Linked DNA regions of Homo sapiens: region 1 is linked to region 2. The links are chromatin contacts, found by Hi-C or POLR2A ChIA-PET in ENCODE. All regions are on one chromosome and are shown on one strand. The core of a region is the stretch at or near the end of the contact, and the rest is flanking DNA. Distances in the headings are between cores, read along the strand shown.

Region 1 (6,358 bases), core at 2,208-4,707, 1.1 Mb after region 2:
TCAGCTGCACTAACCTGGGTTTCTTCCCCATCACTGGCTTCATCATCAGAGATGGGCTTGGGATAGAGAAGAAAAGAAAACAATAAATTCTTGTTCTCCAAGAGAAGGGATCCTTAAAGGTGGGGGTCATCTTCTTTGTGCGGGGGGAGGGTCTTCTAGTCAGACCTAAGAATGAGGCGGGGCCTTCTGCATCAGACTTGGATCTCCTTGGGTGTGAGGCCACGTTCCCTTTGGCTCCACGCAGTGCCTAGCCCTAGGATCCCCAGTGGTATGTGTTAGATATGGCCTAGATAAATGCAGCAGTGATGAGTGTTGGGAAGAGCTAAATGGCTTCACAATAGAGCCCTCCTCTCTCAGGGGCCTGGGACTTTCTGAACAGCCACCAGGCCCACCCCATTTCTGTGATCTGCTTCCTAGGGGAAGGGAGTTCTGAGGGATGGGAGGCTCCTGACCTGGGCTTGGGTGTTTGGTGCCTCTTTTGCCTTTTGGGGAGGAGACACAGGCCTGGTGGGAGGAGGAGGAGGAGAAAGGGCTGTCTGAAGCAGGGCCTCATGGGTGCCAGGAGGAATAGAAGCATCCTGCTCTGCCTTGCTGGGCTGTGGATGGTCCAAGTACCTGTGGGGATGGTGATGGGAGGTTAAGACACCAAAGGTCTCACCCTGTATCTGTCCCCAGTCCTTCTGTACTCTGAAATACTTGGTTTCCCAGTGTGTCCAATTAAGAAAACGAGTTTTTTGAGGTTTTTGGAGTTTCTCTTGAGACAGGGTCTTGCTCTGTCACCCAGGCTGGAGTACAGTGGTACGATCAAGGCTCACTGCAGCCTTAACCTCCCTGGCTCAATCAATCCTCCCACCTAAACCTCTTATAGCTGGGACTACAGGCACACCCCACCATGCCTGGCTAATTTTTTAATTAATGATAGTTATTTTTAATAATTCAAGAAAAGAGCTCAAGATGCTACTAGAAAACATTTGAAAAAAAGACTGGGATCAGCCCACCTACTGGGGATGAAGATGCTGAATCCAGCTACATCCACCAGCCTCCTCTCCTGAAGGCACAAGCTCAGCCAGGCTGACTTCACCAGCTGAGCACCCGGGGGCAGCTGGGGTAGTCTGAGAAGGCGGAGGGCTCGCTCATAGTCCATGCCTTCATCCACCACAATGTGAGTGACACCTGGGCCCTGGGCAGGGCATAGCTGGCCGCCATGCTGAACAATCTGCTTCTCAAAGAGTTCTGCCCGGGCTCGTCCAATGCCAGTGCGCACAACATGGGCCCGAAGGGAGCTCAGCCACTCTGTGGAAGGAACATCCAGATGACTACTGTTGTAACTTTTTAATTTTTATCTGCCACCCCCTGGCCACGACATAACTTCTAACATGATCTGAATGACGTGTTCACAGTCCCCTACCCTGAAAATAAGCATTTCCCTTCCATCCAGACAGCTTTCCTTCTACATATAGCAAATTTTCTCACAGGCCAGCACTTGAATGTAAGGGACAAGGATTTTCATACGTCCTGTTCCTTGGTGCAATCTAGAAGTGTCTGGCACATTGTAAGTAACCTGTAAATATTTGTTTAATGAATGCCTCCTCCCTTCTTACTTTGTTTTTTGTTTGTTTGTTTTGTTTTCTTTTGTTTTGTTTTTGTTTGGAGACAGTCTCACTCTGTCGCCCAGGCTGGAGTACAGTGGCATCGTCTTGGCTCACTGCAACCTCCATCTCCCGAGTTCAAGCGATTCTCATGCCTCAGCCTCCCGAGTAGCTGGGATTACCGGCGTGTGCCACCATGCCTGGCTAATTTTTTGTATTTTTAGTAGAGACAGGGTTTCGCCATGTTGCCCAAGCTGGTCTCGAACTCCTGAGCACAGGTGATCTGCCTGCCTCGGCCTCCCAAAGTGCTGAGATTACAGGCAAGAGCCACCGCGCCCAGCCTCTCTCCATACTTTGAATCCTTTATCATTTATTCTTTCAACAAAGCGCGTTTCTTGCCCTTACAGTCTGACAGACCCGACAACCCTGCCTCCAAAGCCTCTGCCATTTATTTGCCAATTTGGCTGCAAAACAACTAACAACAAGCCTGGGTAATGGAGGGGGGTTTCTGTCCCAGTCCTCAGGGCAAAAATTATACTGGTCATTCCCTGAGGGCCCAGGGAGTCTTTTCTGATGGATAGAGGTCTTCGGGTAGAAAAGAAGGTAACACAGCAAATAGCCTGTCCAAGACCCAGGACCAAGCTTAGCACAAGGTAGATACAAACAGACCTGCAGGCCCTGGACAGGCAGAGTCAGCTCCAATATCTGATTCTGGACATAAACAACGTAGGGCTGAAGCACATGAAGGCTGTGGGTTCAAGCACACGAGGGTTCTGAGACTGGGTCAGCTCACCTTCTGCTTCTTCTCCCTCTTCCCTCCTAGGAATCTTTGCAAGTACTTTTGATGATGCATCAGCATGAATTTTCTGCCGCTTGGGAAATGCCTTCAAGATACCCCTGGGATCCATTGAAGTATGGCTGGATCCCGGCCTATTGGAGCGTTGGTCAGGGCTGCTGCACGTGGAAATCCAGAATTGAGGCCCTCCAACCCCTTTGCCTATGGAGGTAGGGTCTTTCCTGACCAGGCTTTGGGGGTAGCAGCCCAGTTTGGGGAAGCGGGTCGGGGGAGGGGGTCTCTTCAAACCCGGTTAAACTTCAGTGGTTTAGCCTAGCTTCACACTCCCCAGCCTTTCGAAGTTGGAGTATTACGGGAAATGAGGGGAAGGCTGGTGCCATCGGGGGTACTTTTGAGGAGTAGGAAACGACACCATTCCTCAGAGGGGTTGCGCTAAAGATTCAGCACAGCCCTGCTGCGGCCCACTTCGAAGGGCTTTACCAAATGGGATGCTGGGCTAGGAAATGGAGCTTTAGGGGATGGAGCGGAGCCTGGGGAGGACCTGCACATAAACCCCACATACTATTTCTCTACCTCCAACACAGACTCGCAGAGGAAGGAGGAGGACTTTCGGGGGTGAGTGGGAACGCCCTGCACCTGTCCTGGTCTCAGCCTCTCGACATGGGGGTGCTCAGCGCCGCAGCTGCGGGGAGATGGGGCACGGCCGCAGCAGGTGTGGGGAGCCCTCCGGGAATGGAGGAGTCTCGCAGCTGCGGGTGAAGTCCCGGGCAGGTGCGGTGTACTCGCCGTGTACGCAGCTGGCGCAGGCCAGGGAATCCCAGCTCGGGGCTAGAAGAAAGCTGGAGTGCCCGACCCCGGCCCCAAGAGTCTCTCCAACCCCCAGAGTCGGTCCCCGGGTGGGGTCGACTACTGGCCAAGCTAGTCACCCGGGGGTGGGCAGGAATAGACCACTTACCAGCAGAGCCAATGAGAGCGGACGAAGGGGGGAAGGAGGGCAAATGGCCAGAATAGCTTCCGAGTCAGCCGGAAGTGACCCTCTGGAACGGTTGCCATGGCAGCGGCTGGGCGTGCTGCTTAGCAGGGGAAAGATGGCGGTGACGGGCTGGTTGGAGAGTCTGCGGACAGCCCAGAAGACTGCGCTGCTGCAGGACGGTAACTCGAGGGTCCCCACGGGCTCCTTCGTTTTTTTCCCTCAGGGTCCGGCCCTCCGGGAAGGGCCTCAGGGCCTGGGTCGGCAGAGCTGGAAGGGTCTCGGCGGTCAGCCGGGCCAGGTCCTGCATTTGCAGATGAGGAGACTGAGGTTCACAGAGATGACATGACTGGAACACATGTCTCCGGACACCCCTTAGATTCCTCTACACCATCTCGCTCCGCTCTGATTTCTGTTGCTAATATAGTAATTTCTTTTACATTCATTATCTCATTTGCTCCTCACCACTGTCCTGAGAGGCTAATTTTCACCCCGTTTTACAGAAGAGGAAACTGAAATCCAAGAATGTTTTAGACTTTAGAGAGGAGAGAGGCCTGGGCTCTAGTTCCGACTGTGCCATTAATTCACCACGGGCGCTTCAGTCGGCTCCTTTACTTGTTTGGGCCTCACTTTCCTCATCTATAAAATGAAGTGGATGGACTACCATTGTTATCTCTGAGGTCCTTTCCAGCTGTAATATTTTTGTTAAGTGAACTTCTAAATATTTTCTGTGTCTTTAGGGGAGCTAGAGCAAGAACCAAGGGCTGTGCCTGGAAGAAGTGGGCACAGGGGCATGGATACCTAACTTTTCCCCACCCTAGGATTGGCCGATGCCGGCCCCTTTGTGCACTTGGGTCCTTTCTGGACCCACTGGGTAGCCAGGATGAATTGCGTCTGAAGTTCCTGAGGCTTTCAAGATAACAACTGGTGACTCATGTTCACAGGCAGGGGCCAATCAGGGAAGCCTGGAGTTTGTGGAAATTAAAATCATTTACTCGTTCGTGCAACATTTAGGAAGACTTTTACTATGTGCCAAGCTCTAAACTAGAACAGAAAGAAAAAGATATGTTGTCCCAGGACTCAGAGTGGTTGGGAAAAACATGTACTTAAATAATAAGAAGCGTTAAATAGAGGTTGTAGTCTTGTATAAAATGGTAGGAAAGAGTGAAGGTGTAAGTGACATCTCTTTGGAGGAAGACCCAACAGAAGTGATGATGTTTCTGGGTCCTAAAGAATTAATAAGGTCAGGCACAGTGGCTCACGCCCGTAATTCCAGCACTCTGGGAGGCCAAAGTGGGCGGATCATTTGAGCTCAGGAGTTCGAGACCAGCTTGGGCAACATGGCCAAACCTCATCTCTACAAAAAATACGGAAATTATGGCCGGATGTGGTGGTTCACGCCTGTAATCCCAGCATGTTGGGAGGCCGAGTGGGCGGATCCCTTGAGGCCAGGAGTTCGAGACCAGCCTAGCCAACATGATGAAACCACCCCATCGCTACTAAAAATACAAAAAAATTAGCCAGGTGTGGTGGTGCGCACCCGTAATTCCAGCTACTCTGGAGGCTGAGGCAGGAGAATCGCTTGAACCCGGGAGATGGAGGTTGCAGTGAACTGAGATCACACCACTGCATTCCAGCCTGGGTGACAGAGTGAGTGAGACTGTGTCTCAGACAAAAAAATAAATAAGCCGTGCATCATGGCACATGCCTGTAGTCCCAGCTACTTGTGGTGGCTGAGGCCAGAGGATCGCTTGAGCCAGCGAGGTAGACGCAGCAGTGAGCCGAGATCATGCCAGTGCACTCCAGCTTGGGCGACAGAGCGAGACCCTGTCTCAAAAAAACTGGAAAAAAAAAAAAAAAAAAGAATTAATAGGCGTTTGCTGAGTGAAGAAGAGGGGATAGCTATTCAAAGAACAACTCACATATAAGGACCCTATGTGAAGGTGTGAAGGTACGTGCCTGATTACTAGAGGAATAACAAAATGTTTAGTAATGTTAAAGCAGTCACTCAGTCAGAACAAACCACCTATAACTATGTCAGGTACTATTCTAGGTGCCAGGATGGAAGCGAGAATAAAAAGGTCCCTTTTCTCAAGGAGCAATGAGGGGAAGTTGTGGAAAATGAAGAGAGATGACAGATAAGTTGGGACATATTGTGATAGATCTCTTATGCCTTGCTAAAGATTTAGGACATTTTCTCATAGGACAGTGGTTTTTGTTTTTATTGTGGTAATAAATACATAACAGAATTTAGCATTTTAATCATTTTTAAGTGTACAGTTCTGTGGCATTAAGTACATTCACATTGTTGTGCAACTATCACCACCATCTTCAGAACTTTTTAATCTTTCTCAACGGAAATTCTTTTTTTTTTTTTTTTTTTAGAGACAGGGTCTTGCTCTGTCACCCAGGCTGTGGGGTACGATCATAGCTCACTGCAGCCTTGAACTCCTAGGCTCATGTAGTCCTCCCACCTCAGCCTCTTGAATAGCTGGGACTACAGGCATGTGCCACTACACTCAGCTCAAGTGAAATTCTGTACCCACCAAATGCCAACTCCTCATTCCCTCCTCCTCCCATCCCCTGGCAACCACCATTCTACTTTCTGTCTATGAATTTGACTGCTCTAGGAACCTCGTCTAAGTGGAATCATACAATATTTGTCTTTCTGTAACTGGTGTATTTCACTTAGTGTAACGCTTCAAGGTTCATCCATGTTGCCACAGTTGGATACTTCCAGCTGTGCCATTAATTCACCACAGGATCTCTAGTTGGCCCCTTTACTTGTTTGGATCCTTTCCAGCTGTAATATCGTTCATAAAGTAAACCTCTAAATGTTCCCTGTGTTTTTAGGGGAGATAGAGCAAGGACCAAGGGCTGTGCCTGGAAGAGGTGGGCACAGAGGTATGGATATTGTAGCATGTGTCAAAATTTTGCTCCTTTTTAAGGCTGAGTGATATCCATTGTATGTCTACACTGCATTCTGTTTATTTATTCATCTGT
Region 2 (6,718 bases), core at 134-2,633:
CAGATTAGAAAAGCACTCTTCTCGTAATAACTGTGTTCTTGACCACCCAGTTGGCATTCATCTCTGCGTCTCAAACACCTCATGGGACCTCTTGCTAAGCTGGGTTTTCCCCAACAAATCCAGGTTCATCTGACACTGGCTTCGAACAAGGCTGCTCTTGTCCACAACATAAGAAAAAACAGGAAATGATGACAACTAGACATATGCTACAGAAAATGAGTGTATAACAAGAAGAATAGAAGTTGCTGAAACCAAGATTGAAAGAGTGACATTAGGACAGGAAATAAAGGCGATGATAATCACTTCAGATAATTAACCATTGGGATGTTATGTGGGTATGGATACGGAAGAGTGTGGAAGGGATAGGATAACATCAACTGGAGTACGTAAGGGGGCTGGCTGTTTAATCTGCTTAATAGTTGCTACGATTTCCACAGCACTAACAGAAAAACATTTTTTTTAAAGAGACATACACACAAATATAGAGTACTCCGTTTACAAATAAGATTCTCATGACAGGAGTCCAGCTCCAGCCTGGTCACATGCCTGGATGACAGCACCTGAGCGCAGCAGATGCTCAATCTAAATGAAACTCGACGCTCTGGATAGAGCCAAGGAAGGCTCCTGCTATTCGGGGGTCCTCGAGGGAGCCATTAAAACCTCGGCTTCCTCATTTGAGGAAACAGCCTGAGCCAAGGAGAAAATTGAAGTCCTCTCAGCTGCAGCTGCTCACCCACCCCCCTCCCACCTCCCTCCACAGAGAAAAGCACCCACTCCATTGACTCTGAGGGGTCACGAGAAGGTTCGGGAAAAAGGGTCACAGTCAAGCCACCCAACCCAGCCGGCCTTCTCCCATCACTACTTGGGTGCGAGCATACCCTCTCTGTCTCACCCCATGCCATCATCCGGGTAAGGTTCGTAGTCTTCCACACGCATATTATACTTCTTGGCGGCGGCGGCCCGTTCTTCTGGGGTCCTAGGATAGGGCCCCGGGAACATGTCCTTGGTCATGTGGGAGGCTAGAACGCAGAAGAGAACAGGTCAGAAGCGAGCCCGCTCTCCAGCCGCTCCGAAGGCTTCAAGTCGCAGGGGCTGCAGAGGTCCGAGCCCGGGACTTCGCAGGATCAGTGCGATCCTCCACCCCATTTTCTGGATATATCAACGCCACCTCCACTCCCTACCCGGAGGCTGCCGCCGCGGCATCTACGATCCCCCCTCCCGATACACCAAATTTCAGGTACCCCCTTCCCACACTGAGGTCTCGCCCGTTCTCGCGGACCTGTCCGTGCGCCCAGCGGCATCACGTTCCGGGATGCCCTTTGCAGCCACTGGACTCCCAAGACCCCGGCCCTGGCCACCGCCATCTTCACCTTCTTCACGTTTCCCTTCTGCACATGCGCAAAGGCCTGTCACGGCGGCTGAGCCGGGCCAAACGTGACGGAGGAAGCCGGGAGTGAAGAAAAGCCGAAGGGTTCAACAGGGGCGGGGTTTAAATACGCAGTTGGGAAGCCAAGGGTTGGATAGAGGCTGGGAAGGATAAGCGGGAAGAAGGGAAAACCAGGCAGGTCTCTGACATTTCAGAATGTTGTGTCCTTTTTCTCCCTGAGCTGACTTAGACCCATCCAGGGATGATGGGAACTCGGAACCTGAGCAACTCAGGTAGACAGCTTAACCACCTCCCCCAGGAGCTGTACTAGTGAAATGAGCCTGTCTTACTCTCTTCTCTGGCTGCTTGCTTTCCTCTCCTTCACGGGCACTTCCTTCCATCCCCAAACATGATCATTCTTCAAATTCACCTGTTGGTCTTGCTTGTTGTTCTGTTCTCCAAATGGGTTGATCTTCACTTAGACGCCAGTGCAACACACAATTCGGCCCTGAATTGGCTCCTTAGTTTCAGTCCGTGTTTCCATCTGCATGTCTCAGTCACCTCAACCCAACAAATGTAAAATTAAACTTATCACCAGAGGCAGCTCTCCAGAGACAGCTTAAAGCCTCAGAGTTGGTAGGACTTGGATAAAACAAATTACAAACCGGCCCATAATGAACAAACTAACTCAACAGAAGAATTGGAGACATTATTATGTTTGCATATGAATGTTTTCACTTGGGATTTGAATAACTTACACATTATAAATATGCACGTATTTCCAGTGACTTTTCAGGTGACCACTGTTTTGGAGCAGAACCTATTATTATAAACATTCTCAAGTATATATCAGAGCAATAAAAATGCATATAAGCTGGGAGCTGTGGCTCACACCTGTAATCCCAACACTTTGGGAGGCCTAGGTTGGAGAATGGCTGGAGACCAGGAGTTTGAGACCAGCCTGGGTGACATAGTGAGACTTCGTCTCTTTTTTTTTAAGTTATAAAAAGTAAACAAATATGGATATATACTATTTAATATATAAATTTTGGGAAGGACTACACAGCAACTTGCTGTCTTGTAAATGACATCACTAGTTGATGTTCAGAATAATTGCACAACATCTGCATTCAACCAATAGCAAACCCTGATCCAATTTAGGTCAAGAAACAGAGTTGATCTAATTTATTTATTTTTATTAAGATATTATTCACATACCATAAATTCACCCTTTTAGGCCGGGTGCGGTGGCTCACGCCTGTAATCCCAGCACTTTGGGAGGCTGAGGTGGGAAGATTACTTGAGGTTAGGAGTTCAAGACCAGCCTGGCCAACACAGCAAAAACCCATCTCTACTAAAAATACAAAAATAGCTGGGCATGGTGGTGTACACTTGTAATCCCAGCTACTCAGGAGGCTGAGGCAAGAGAATCACTTGAACACAGGAGATGGAGGTTGCAATGAGCCGAGATCACGCCACTGCACTCCAGCCTGGGTGACAGGGTGAGACTGTCTCAAAAACAAAAAACAAACAAACAAAAACAAAAACAAAAAAACCTTTTAAAGTGTACAGTAGTTATTTTTAGTACATTTACAAAGTTGTGCAATCATCATCACTATCTAAAACATTTTTATTGCTTCCGAAAAAACCCATACACATTAGCACGTTGCCCCTACCTCTACCCACTGGCAACCACTAATTTACTTTCTGTTTCTATGGATTTGCCTATTCAGACAGTTTATATAAATGGATCATGCAATATGTGGCCTTTTGTGTCCATTTTCTTTCACTTAGAATAATGTTTTCAAAGTTTGTCTGTGTTGTAGCACATATCAGTACTTCATTCCTTTTTGGGCTGTATAATATTCCATTATATGAATGTACAGTACAATATTTTATTTATACATTTATCAGTTAATGGACATTTGAGTTGTTTCTGCTTGTTTGGCTATTGTGAATAATGCTGCTGTGAACATTCTTGTATAAGTTTTTGTCTGGATGTATGCTTTCTATTCTTTTGGTTATATGCCTAGGAGTAGAATTGCTGGGTCATAGGGTAACTCTGTGGTTTAACTTTTGAAGAACTGCCAAATTGTTTTTCAAAGCAGCTGTGACATGTTACATCCCCATTAGCAGTGTGTGAGAGGGTTTCAGTTTCTCCACATCTTTATCAACACTTGTTATTGTCTCTTTTTAGTATCACCATGCAAGTGCCTGTGAATGGTACTTCATTGCAGTTTTCATTTGCAGTACCCTGATGACTAATAATGCTGAGCATCTTTCCATGTGCTTATTGGCCATGGTATACCTTCTTTGGAGGAATATCTGTTCAAACCCTTTGTTCATTTTTAAATTGGTTTGTCTTTTTATTGTTGAGTTGTAAGGATTCTTTATGTATTCTAGATACAATTCCCTGATCAGATACACAATTCATAAATATTTTCTCTGACTCTGTAGGTTTTTTTGCTTTTTTACAGTATCATTTGGAACCCTGTGTTTATCAGGAAGGGGTGTTGGGGTTTGTCAAAAGCTTTTTCTGTGTCTATTGAGATGATCATGTAGGGTTTTTTCTTTTACTAATATAGTGTATTATGTTGATTATAAATATTAATCAATAAAATATTGATTACTACATGGTGTGTTATATTGATCATTCTGAGATGTTGAACTGACCTTGCATTCCTGGAATAAATCCCACTTGGTCATAGTATATAATTCTTTTATATGGTGTTACACTGAGTTTGCTAGTATTCTGTTAGGATTTTTGCATCTATATTCATAAGAAATATTGGTCTATAGTTTTCTTTCTTTCTTTTTTTTTTTTTTTGAGACGGAGTATCGCTCTGTTGCCCAGGTTGGAGTGCAGTGGTGCAATCTCGGCTCACTGCAAGCTCCGCCTCCCAGGTTCACGCCATTCTCCTGCCTCAGCCTCCTGAGTAGCTGGGACTACAGGTACCCGCCACCATGCCCGGCTAATTTTTTTGTATTTTTAGTAGCGACAGGGTTTTACCGTTTTAGCCAGGATGGTCTCGGTCTCCTGACCTCGTGATTCACCCGCCGTGGCCTCCCAAAGTGCTGGGATTCCAGACATGAGCCACTGCACCCAGACCAGTGTTAATTTTTTAAAAAATGTTTGGTAGGATTCATCAGTAAATCTATCTGGTCTTGAGCTTTTCTTTTTCTTTTTCTTTTTTTTTTTTCCTGAGATGGAATCTTGCTCTGTTGCCCAGGCTGGAGTCAGTGGCACGATCTCAGCTCACTGCAACCTCCGCCTCCGGGATTCAAGCGATTCTCCTGCCTCAGCCTCCCAAGTAGCTGGGACTACAGGCGTGCACCACCATGCCTGGCTAATTTTTGTATTTTTGATAGCGATGGGGGTTTTACCATGTTGGCCAGGCTAGTCTCGAACTCCTGACCTCAGGTGGTCCCCCCGACCTCGGCCTCCCAAAGTTCTGAGATTACAGGCATGAGCCACTGTGCCCAGCCTTTTCTTTTCTTTTGAGACAAGGCCTAGCTCTGTCTCAAAAGGCTGGAGTGCAGTGGTGCAATCTCAGTTGACTGCAACCTCCACATTCCGGGCTCAAGTGATCCTCCCACTTCAGCTTCCCGAATAGCTGGAACTACAGGCGTGCCACCATGCCTGCTAATTTTTTTTTTTTTTTTTTTTTGGCTGGGGGGATTTGGTAGAGATGGGGTTTCTCCATGTTGCCCAGTCTGGTCGCGACCTTCTGGGCTCAAGTGATTCGCTTGCCTCTGCCTCCCAAAGTGTAGGGATTACAGATGTAAGCCACCATGCCCAGTTTCTGGGCTTTTCTTTATGGGATGTTTTTGATTCCTAATTCAATCTCTTGTTACAGGTCTATTCAGATTTTCCATTTCTTCTTGAATCAGCTATTATAGCTTGTGCCTTTCTAGGAATCTGTCCATTTCATCTAGGTTCTGTAATTTTTTGACATACAATTGTTTACAGTATGTCCTTATATGCTTTTTTTGGGGGGTAAAGTCAGCAGTAATATCCCTGTTTCATTACTGATTTTAGTTCTTTTAATCTTCTTGATCTTAATTAATTTATTTATTTTTAGTAAGACAGGATCTTGCTCTGTCATCCAGGCTGGAGTGCAGTGGCATGATCATGGCTCATTGCAGCCTGCACCTCCCAGGCTCAAACAATCCTCCTACCTCAGCCTCCCTAGTAGCTGGGACTACAGGCATGCATCAACGCACCGAGCTAATTTTTAAAATTTTTTGTAGAGATGAGGTCTTGCTATGTTGCCCAGGCTGATCTGGAACACCCAGGCTCAAGTAATCCTCCTGCCTCAGCCTTGAAAAGTCCTGGGATTACAGGCATGTGCCACCATGCCTGGCCTAATTTATTTTTAATTCCCAAGGTTATGAATTAATACATTCTTGTAAAAATTCAAACATTCAGCCTGAGCAACATGGCAAAACCCTTTCTCTACAGAAGGAAAAAAAATTAGTCCGGCATGGTGGTGTGTGCCTTTAGTCCCAGCTACTTGGGAGGCTATGGTAGGAGGATTGCTTGAGCTGGGGAGGTGGAGGTTGCAGTGAACCAAGATTGCATCACTGCACTCCAGCCTGGGTGACAGAGTGAGACCCTAGCTCAAAAAAAAAAAAAAAATTCAAACACTGCAGATAAAATGAAAGCCTTGATTGCCCCCTGCAGCCTCAAACACTTCCACAGAGGTAGCCCTATTATCGGTTTGGTGTAGCATGGTTACTATGTAGCATAATTACATAGTTAAGCCAGTGCATTCATTTCTATTACTGCATAACAAATTACTGTAAATTTAGCAGCCCAAAACACCAATTTATTTTCTCACATATTCCATGAGTCCAGGTACTGGTTGGCTGAGTCCTCAGCTCAGGGTCTTATCAGGCTGAAATCAAGGTGTTGGCTGGGTTAGCGATCTCATCTGAGGCTCCGTGTGTGTCCTTTCCCAAGTTCAGTGGTTGTTGCCAGAATTCAGTTACTTGCATTTGTAGGATTAAGGTGCCCACTTTCTTGTTGGCTGTCACCCAGGAGCCTTTCTCAGCTCCTAGAGTCCACCTGCCATTTCCTGCCATATGGCAGTTTGCTCCTTCAAGGTGAACAGGACAGCTGTGCTGTGGCTTCAAATCTCTTAGATTCTGTCTCTGACCTCTAGCCCTGATTTAAAGGGCTAGAGTGATAAGATGAAGCCCACCAGGATAAATCACCTCTTTTTGACTGCCTTAAAGTTAATTGATTAGGGACTTTAATTACATCCTTGTCATATAAGCTAACCTAATTACAGGAGTGATGCTCTATCATATTCACAGTCGTGTTTTCTTTTAAGGGGAGAAATGTATACA

What was found. A loop is a pair of places that touch in the nucleus more often than their neighbours do. ChIA-PET counts read pairs that join two places held with the same protein, here RNA polymerase II (POLR2A). Pooled maps may share reads with other maps.
Region 1: a loop to region 2 is called in a pooled map, with 4 times the contacts of the local background. The contact joins the promoter of DPCD here to the promoter of NDUFB8 in region 2. A Hi-C loop is called at or near these places in 2 of 168 maps with a recorded cell type or tissue (CD4-positive, alpha-beta T cell and naive thymus-derived CD4-positive, alpha-beta T cell) and 11 of 50 pooled maps. POLR2A ChIA-PET finds 5 or more read pairs at or near these places in 2 of 52 experiments (MCF 10A and Panc1).

The regions. Positions count from the first base shown.
Region 1 is chr10:101,584,864-101,591,221 of GRCh38, forward strand. DPCD (deleted in primary ciliary dyskinesia homolog (mouse)) reads left to right here and starts at 3,458. Exons shown (of 6, transcript NM_015448.3): 1 at 3,458-3,537. The coding sequence starts at 3,474. It overlaps POLL (DNA polymerase lambda), which reads right to left and starts at 3,394. Exons shown (of 9, transcript NM_001174084.2): 1 at 2,959-3,394; 2 at 2,383-2,543; 3 at 999-1,293; 4 at 453-615; 5 at 1-56. The coding sequence starts at 2,497. RefSeq lists enhancers at 3,034-3,313, 3,414-3,743.
Region 2 is chr10:100,528,488-100,535,205 of GRCh38, forward strand. NDUFB8 (NADH:ubiquinone oxidoreductase subunit B8) reads right to left here and starts at 1,384. Exons shown (of 5, transcript NM_005004.4): 1 at 1,280-1,384; 2 at 893-1,019. The coding sequence starts at 1,364. RefSeq lists enhancers at 79-248, 1,091-1,673, 1,807-1,856.